Linked DNA regions of Homo sapiens: region 2 is linked to region 1. Evidence: read pairs that join two places in POLR2A ChIA-PET (ENCODE). Cell type or tissue: A673. All regions are shown on one strand. Links, peaks and the distances in the headings refer to the core of each region. The heading gives the core; the rest is flanking DNA.

Region 1 (4,397 bases), core at 318-4,317:
GTGGTCCTAGCTACTCAGGAGGCTAAGGAGGGAGGATCACTTGAGCCCAGGAGGTCTAGGCTGCAGTTTTTATTGTCTTTAAATTCTCTTCAGATAATTTACCCCCGCATTGCCTACACAGCACACTGCAGAGTGCTGGGCAACTTGGTAATTAACCCTCTAATTGTGTAAACTGGAAGCTTCGTGAGGTTATGGCTTCATTACCATGGCTACGTGGCTGTAGCCATGAGTGTGCACTCCAGTGTGGGTGATGGAGTGAGACTCTGTCTCAAAAAGGAAGGGAGGGAGGGAGGGAGGGAGGAAGGAAATAAATGACACCCTAGTAGCAATGAGTGCACCTAGCGCCCAGTTCTTGGTTTCTAATAAATACCCTTCTCCGAAACAATCAAAGCTCTTGCGAAATGGCTGATTTGAGGACTGGGGCAGGAAATACGAAAGATGAGCCTGAGGCATCTTGTAGTGCCAGAAAGTAAGGAAGTGCTTGACGGCAACGAGAAAACCCCACAAAAATAGGGGTGTGTCAAAGGGAGACGGGAGCCAACCGAAAGAGCTCCCAAAAGCCAAAGCTGGAACAACTTGAGCAACAAAATCAAATAGTATTGGATTATAACCTAAAGTATTAAATAATTATCTGTGAATCCATACTGATATAAATAAATTACTGAATAAATGAGACAAATCTTCAGTGTAGAAAAATCCCAAATAATCTATGTAGCTATTCCAACCTTAAGGAGATAGAGCATAACTCCTCACTTAAGTGTGGCCCGAGCATAGTGACTTCCTTCCAAAGAGTACAGTATGAAAAGGGGCAAAAGAAGACTGACTTTCCAGTAGAGAAACCTGACGCAGCACCAACAGTGATGTCATGTTGCTATGTGAGAAACCGCCCCAGCCAAGAGGAGCCCAGAGAGACACGACAGCTAGTGCGATGAGGCATGCTGGATGGATCCTGGAGTAGAAAAAGATGGAGTAGAAAAAGAACGTTGGGTAAAAACGAAGGAAATCTGAATAAACTGTGAACTCTAATTAATAAATAATGTATCATTATTGGTTTATTAATTGGAACAAATATACCATGCGTCTGCAATACCATATGTGATGTTAATAGCAGAAACACCAGCCTGAGCAACATGGCGAGACTTCATCTCTATGAAAAATGCAAAAATCAGCTGGGCTTGGTGGCATGCCCCTGTAGTCTCTGCTACTTGGGAGGCTGAGGTGGGAGGATCGCCTGAGCCTGGGAGGCGGAGGTTGCAGTGAGCCGAGATCGCGCCACTGCACTCCAGCCTGGGTGAAAGAGCGGGACCCTGTCTCAATAATAATAATAATAATGAAAGAAACAGGGTGGGTGGCTGGGGTAGACGGGAACTTTATATTCACAATTTTTCTGTAAATCTAAAAGTGTTCTAAAAAATTGAAGTTTTTTTTTTGTAATGGCAAACGGGTTTTAAAAACACATTTGGTTTATTTAGACTCCAGAGTGTCAGAGCCATTTACGCAGCCCGCCTCAAAAACAGAATTTCTTCCATGGATTAAGAGAAATATTCATTTATCCTCCAGTTGTAATGTTCTGAACCAGGAATTAGATGGTTCAGTAAAAGTTGCCTACCAACTAATTAAGTCAATGTCTCATGAACTCTGCATCAAAAAACTCGGTATCTTTAATTTTGTATGCATTTGAAATACAAAGGAAAGATGACTAGTTCCTTGATCATTTTAAGTTAAATTAAAATACCTATAATGAAAGACATTCATATAGAGCAGACTATATCATCCCATTGCCTACATTTTCATTTCCTAAAATTGTTTTAGTAGAGAATGGTATATATTGTTGCGTAATTGAAACAGTTTTGCTCTCCTTAAATAAAATAGCAGCCAAAGATTATTCAGGGTGCAGCTGACAGAGGCCTTACTGCCAATTCCTTCTGATCTGGAGAATTCCTAAAAAAAAAAAAAAAAATATCGAGTCTTCTTGTTACACCGAAGAGAAGGAGGGCAGGGTCGAAGCGCATTGGTGGTGTCCCTGGGCCGAGGGCAGGGCTCTAAGTCACGGGACCTGCTGATTGGTGGACTCCCCAGAGCTGGGGGGCGGGGCCTCTGGCGATGGAGCTCGGAGTCCATTGGCTGCGAGGCTAGAGGATGGTGTAATGGACAGCATCGGCCTGTGCGGCCGGTTTCTATGGCAACGGAGGCTTGAAAGAGCCACTCAGATTTCGGCGCTCGCCCCCAACTCCCCTTTCCGGAGGGGGCAGGGCGGCCTGGATTTGGGGGCCGGCGGAGGAGGCGTGGGGGCTGGGAGTTAAGGAGACAGGGCTTTCCTTGGACCAAACCAACCCAGCAATGCCACATTGGAAGTGGGTTTGAGGAACCGGGCCTGCGTGCTCATTTGAAAAAAAATCAGCCAAACAGAAAGGTATGAAGAAGAAACACCTATAATTCCATCCTTCCCTGACTTCTCCACTCGTAACATTTTGAACAGCAAAGCTTGGCACAGAACTGGCACTCAATGGGAGGAAGAGAGGGAGGGAAGGAAGGAAGGGGAGAAGGGGAGGGAGGGTCGATGATGTGGACAACGTGGCGTGACACGAAGTGCCCGCCCCCTTGGGCTGAAAGTCACAGGCAGGCCCGCAGAGCTGACGGGATATAACAGACTTGGATTTGGGGGCTTGGAGGAGGAGGGGTGGGACAGCCAAAGGCTCCTTGATTCCATCCCGGGATTTGGGAGGCCTGACTGCAGAAAGACTCCTCTCCGGCTTCACACCCCGCCAGCCCTGCCACTTGCAGCCGCCAGTGCTTCCAGTCTCCAGATCCCTGTGTCTTTGTGTTTGGGGAATAATAAACAGTGCCTGCTTCATCGAGTTGGTGTCAGAACTGAGTTAATGCATGGAAAGTTCTTAATACAATGCCTGAAACGTAGTAAACGTGCAATCAACCAGCTATTATCACAATTGAAGACGGTGGGATTTGACTAGGTGGAGAGAATGGGGAGGTTATTGGCTGTGGGTAAGGAGGCAGGAGGGAGCAGCCGTGTTGAAACCCTGCAAAGAGAGCAGTTTGGAGATCATACAGGAAGTCATAGGAGACGACAGCCAGAGGGCATTCTTCTCAAGCCCTTGACATGGATTATTTTATTTCATTTTCTCACCAGCCCTGATAATGTAGTTATTACCATAGACCCATTTTCCTGCTCAGGAAACTGAAGTTCAGAGAGGTTATGTAGCTTGTCTATGCAAAGAAATGACAGAACCAAATGGGCATTTGTGGGGCTCAGAACAAGAGTAGAGTTGGAGGCCCATATACCATATGTCTCTATAGTTAGAAATTATACAACAGTCCAGCAAGTGTTAAATGAAATATGTTCTGTTTTCTTCCTTGATGGATATATCCTCTAACAACCTGGAAGGCCATGTTCAAATTAGAATTCTAAGACCCTTGGAGTTATGTGCCAGAATGTGTAGGCCCAAGGAGACCTGTCCCCTGGAACCTGTATCCATCCCTTATCCAGCTACCTCTCATCCCATCAGTGATGGAGCTAGCATGCATGGGTCAACACCTAGCTGTCACCTGCAAACAGCTATCTTGAGGCCCAAGGCTCAGGTCTATAAGATGTGCATCAGGCAGTATAGTTTGCCCTCAGGTGAGATGAAGCCAGGGATGAGGCCCACAAAGAGCCCTGTGAATTAACTTAGTGACATTTTGGAAGGGAATTATCGGGTATCAGAGCGTGTTCTAGAAGGCATAGGCACAGACTCTGGGTGGGCACTTCTCATGCCTGCAGAATCCTCGCCCCAAGGGGAGGGGTGGTGGGGGACTCAGGGAAGGGGCCACTCTTGCCAGGCTTCAAAGCCACGCATTCAGAATCCAGGAGCCTGGTGCTTCTCCCCTGTGCCTCACAGTGCCATGGGGCATGCTGGCTGACTTCCAGTGATTTTATGCTCTCAGAGAAATAGAGGAGGATGAGCTAGTAAACCGAGGGCCTGACCTCCCAGGTCCTATCCTCCCTTATCAAAGGTGGGAAAACTAAAAGAGTGAGTTAGCTTTTAAAAGATGAATGAATAAGCCCTTGTTCAGTATGTGTCAATGACAGAGTGCTAAGGTATGTTAAGTATATTAAAGAAGGACAAGTAGACACGTGTCTTAATCTGTAACCTCAGCCAAGTGATTCTAGATCATGCATGCAATAAATATTTATTAGGCTTTACTCTGTGCCAGGCATAGTGCTAATTGCTCAAGCTATAACCGTGAGCCAAAAGAGACTGGTTCCTGCCCTCAGGGAGCTCAAAGTGGAGAGGCAGAGGCAGATATCAATCAAACCATGGCACAAATAAGTATATCATTGCACCCGAGTAACTGCTGAAGGAGAGGCCAGGGAGGTAACGGACGGTGTAAGAGGGTCT
Region 2 (4,397 bases), core at 217-4,216, 58 kb after region 1:
TTGGTATGGGGACCATGGCCTGTTAGGAACTGGGAGCACAGCAAGAGGTGAGTGGCAGGTGAGCATTACCCCGGAGCTCCATCTCCTGTCAGATGTGCAGAAGCATTAGATTCTCATGGAAGCACAAACCCTATTATGAACTGCGCATGCAAGGGATCCAGGTTGCACACTCCTTATGAGAATCTAACTACTGCCTGATGGTCTGAGATGGAACAGTTTCTTCCCAAAACCATCCTCCCACCCCCTTCCGACCATGGAAAAATTGTCTTCCACTATACCAGTGCCTGGTGCCAAAAAGGTTGGGGACCACTGCTCTAGCTCATCCATGTTGCCATGAATGACAGGATTTCATTCTTTTTTATGGCTGAATAGTATTTTGTTGTTTAAGATATTGTATTATGTGTTTTGTCTCTTTAATTTCTTGCATTAGTCAGAGTTTTCCAGAGAATAGGATGGAGATATGAGATAGAGAGAGATATATATAGAGAAAGAGATTTATCTTAAGGAATTGAGGACTAAACTCTGATTTTTTATCTTGCCCAAATTCCTACCTAAGGGGTCTAGGGAGTTATGCCCTACAAACCATAAATTCTTACAAGATGGGTTTTATTTGACCCTGTATATTGTGACTTACTTTTCAATCTGACTCTGGCATAACAAGGAAGAAAATCACAATGTTTTGGCCAGGTGCAGTGGCTCACGCCTGTAATCCCAGCACTTTGGGAGGCTGAGGCGGGCGGACCATGAGGTCAGGAGATCGAGACCATCCTGGCTAACACAGTAAAACCCTGTCTCTAGTAAAAATACAAAAAGTTAGCCGGGCGTGGTGGCGGGCGCCTGTAGTCCCAGCTACTCGGGAGGCTGAGGCAGAAGAATGGCGTGAACCCGGGAGGCGAAGGTTGCAGTGAGCTGAGATGGCGCCACTGCACTCCAGCCTGGGGGACCTAGTGAGACTCTGTCTCACAAAAAAAAAAAAAAAATCACAATGTTTTATCACAAAATATATTGCCTTGCCATACTTTGAAATTGCCTTACAAAATCTTTGGTGGAAAAAGATCCACATTCTATACCCCCACACCCACCCACCCCCTTTTTCCCCTTCCTTTCCAGATCCAGGAGATAATCAACTAAGAGCCAGGCACCCTTTTAGGTCTGATAAGAAACATTTTACAATCTGCTCTCTCTCTGAAGTCTGCTATCTGAGAGATTTCTTTTCACAATAAAACTTGGTCTCCACAATCCTTTATGTTAACCTGAACATTCCTTTCCATTGATACCCGCCCCCAGCCCCGCGGGGACTTCCAAGTAACCAGTGTGTTTCTTAAATGTATTTGATTGATGTTTCATGCCTTCCTAAAATACACAAAACCAAGCTGCACCCCGACCACCTTGGGCACATGTTCTCAGGACTTCCTGAGGGCTGTGTCACGGGCCATGGTCACTCATATTTGGCTCAGAATAAATCTCTTAAAATATTTTACAGAGTTTGGCTCTTTTCGTCAACAATAATTTGGTGCCCAAACACGTGAGGCCTCAGGGAAGACTCAGGACCCTAAAGGAGTTGCCCAAAACCAGAGCTAAGGTGCCAGCAGGGGCCCATTGAAGCTTCGAGCTTCTCCTCTGGTGGAACTGGTAAGTCCTCCTGAGCCCCAGACCTCCCTTTGGTTGATGGTCCTTGATTTATTCTGAGCTGGTTTTCTCCTAAGAAGTGGTTGTTTAAGGATCCTAATTCTAGTTGGGAGATGCATTCTAAAAGGAATTCTCAATTGCTTTTTCTCCTAAAATCTGTCTAAATTCGGTTTATCTGTACACATTTATGTGAGAAACTGAACTGTTGTTTTCATAGATAAATAAGAGACTGAGTTTTTCAGCTCCTAGGAGAAAGGGCACTTGCTCCTCCCAGCCAAAGGCACCCCTGGGTGACTGGGGCCTCATGGGAGTGTCTGGGGATTAACCCCCCACAATGTGCAACAGCTCTGCGGGGAAATTTCCAACAAAAATTAATTTAACAAATGGCTCATCCAGGAAACCCATATAAGGGTAATCACACAGCATTTTTTTTTTTTTCTTGAGACAGAGTCTTGCTCTGTCACCCAGGCTGGAGTGCAGTGGGATGATCTTGGCTCACTGAAACCTCCACCTCCCAGTTTCAAGCGATTCCCCTGCCTCAGTCTCTGGAGTAGCTGGGATTACAGGCACCTGCCATTTTGATCCAGCAATCCCACTACTAGGTATCTACCCAAAGGAAAAGAAATAATCACATCAAAAGATACCTGCACTTGTATGTTTATTACAACATGATTCATGATGGCAAAGGTATGGAATCAACTGAGTGTCCATCAACAGATGATTGGATAAAGAAATTATGGTCTATATATACAATGGAATACAATCCCTCCACAAAAATCATGTCTTTTGCAGCAACATGGATATAACTGGAGGCCATTATCTTAAGTGAAGCAAGTCAGACACAGAAAGATAAGTACCATATGTTCTCACTTATTTTATTTATTTATTTATTTTGAGATGGAGTCTCACTCTGTTGCCCAGGCTGGAGTGCAGTGGGGCAATGTTGGCTCGCTGAAACCTGAACCTTCTGGGTTCAAGCGATTCTCCTGCCTCAGCCTCCTGAGTAGCTGGGATTACAGGTGTCCACTACCATGCTCAGCTATTTTTTGTATTTTTAGTAGAGATGGGGTTTCACCATGTTGGCCAGGCTGGTTTTGAACTCCAGACCTCAAGTGATCTGTCCACCTCAGCCTCCCAAAGTGCTGGGATTACAGGCATGAGCCACTGCGCTGCCCAATTTATCACTTTTAGAGAGGCAATGTGATAATTTTGGAACCATCACTGACATTCGTAGTGGGTGGGGGAAGAGCCCTCTCCTGCCCTGCTCAGGCCTGTCTAATTACCTGTTGTGTGTGTGTGTGTGTGTGTGTGTGTGTGTGTGTGTGTATGTGGTTGGGGATGTGTTTGCTATTGTGGGGGAAATATAATTAAAAACAAAATCTTCTCTCAACCTAGAAAACCTCTCCACAAAGGTAGAAGAGAAAGAAAACAATTGCCATTGAATAAGCATTGAACCAGAATGTGAGACACATCACAGGCAATTCACAAAGAGTTTGCAAAGACAGAAAGAAATCCTACTTGTTTATATCCTGAAGAAGATAAAACCCATTACAGATATGCTCTCAAGACAAACAATAACTGGTTCTCAAATAGGAGAACTTAGAAGTACCATTTGACATACACATAGTTCATCCTAGATTCACCTGATAATTGGAGTGGCCATCTGTGTTCGCTGGTTGGCTTTAACCAAAGGAAAAACAAAATTCTCACATCCTTGTGACAGGAAGTGGCTTTGCAACTTGAAGCAAGGAACTTGCCAAAGTTAGAGACCTACCCACTCATATAAATTCAGAGATAGGAGCACTACCTTTCTGGATGCTTACATTTCAAAGAGATGGCTCCTAGGTATTTGACAAAGATATTCCTGGGTTGTAAAACTGGCTAGAGGCCTATTTACATTTTAAAAAGATTTACATACATTTCAAAGAGACAGAGAAAGAGAAGGGCGGGGGGGAGGGGTGTTGGGTAAGTCTCTTTCCTTATTTTTAACGGGGAGAGTTAAGTCTCATATTTAATTTGTATCTGCCCTCACGCTATCCGATTGTTGTTGGCTCAGAGCAGATGTTTGGGAGTGTTTCAAACTATCCCTATTACATATATATGCCTTTATTCTAATTTTAAAAAGTTAATTTTGTTTTTCTTTCTTTAGTTTCTTGAATTAGTTTCTTATTTTTGTCTTCCGTTTATGTGTTTGTGTTTTGCTTTAATTACACAAATAGTGCACAATATATTTTCCTTTAATTCTGTGAATTTTAAAAACAATTGTGCACATTGATAAGAATTATGAAAATAAAAAGTTTCTGACAACACCAATTGCTGGTGAGGTTGCAGAACAACTGGAAATTGCAGTCACTCTAGAAAATGGTTTGTCAGTTTATTTGAAAGGTAAACATACACGTACCTCAGGACCTAGCAATCCTGAACCTGGTATTTACCCTAGTGAAACGAAAACTTACGGTCACACAAACATCTGTAAAAACTGCTCATATCAACTTTATTTATTTATTTATTTGTTTTTGAGACAGAGTCTCTCTCTATTGCCTAGGCTGGAGTGCAGTGGTGTAATCTTGGCTCACTGCAACCTCCACCTCCCAGGTTCAAGTGATTCTCCTGCCTCAGCCTCCTGAGTAGCTGGGATTACAGGTGTGTGCCACCACACCTAGCTAATTTTTGTATTTTTAGTAGAGACAGGGTTTCACCATGTTGGCCAGGCTGGTCCCAAACTCTTGACCTCAACGCCCATCTCAGCCTCCCAAAGTGTTGGGGTT

The links. Peaks named below come from ENCODE experiments on the same cell type or tissue, not always from the same donor. Only the 100,000 strongest peaks of a DNase experiment are listed, where the experiment ranks them.
Region 2: POLR2A ChIA-PET joins it to region 1 with 6 read pairs; 14 of 35 experiments call an interaction of 5 or more read pairs at or near these places.

Annotation. Positions count from the first base shown.
Region 1 is chr20:308,283-312,679 of GRCh38, reverse strand. No RefSeq gene overlaps it. Among named protein-coding and RNA genes, the nearest start is that of ZCCHC3, 13 kb to the right of the region's middle. RefSeq lists enhancers at 2,112-2,191, 2,941-3,000. In A673, for the core only: a CTCF peak has its summit at 3,024; DNase peaks (open chromatin) are centred at 2,109 and 2,579; H3K4me3 peaks cover 1,833 bases; H3K27ac peaks cover 2,901 bases.
Region 2 is chr20:250,552-254,948 of GRCh38, reverse strand. No RefSeq gene overlaps it. Among named protein-coding and RNA genes, the nearest start is that of DEFB132, 5.0 kb to the left of the region's middle. In A673, for the core only: no CTCF peak of the experiment used is centred there; a DNase peak (open chromatin) is centred at 1,968; H3K27ac peaks cover 559 bases.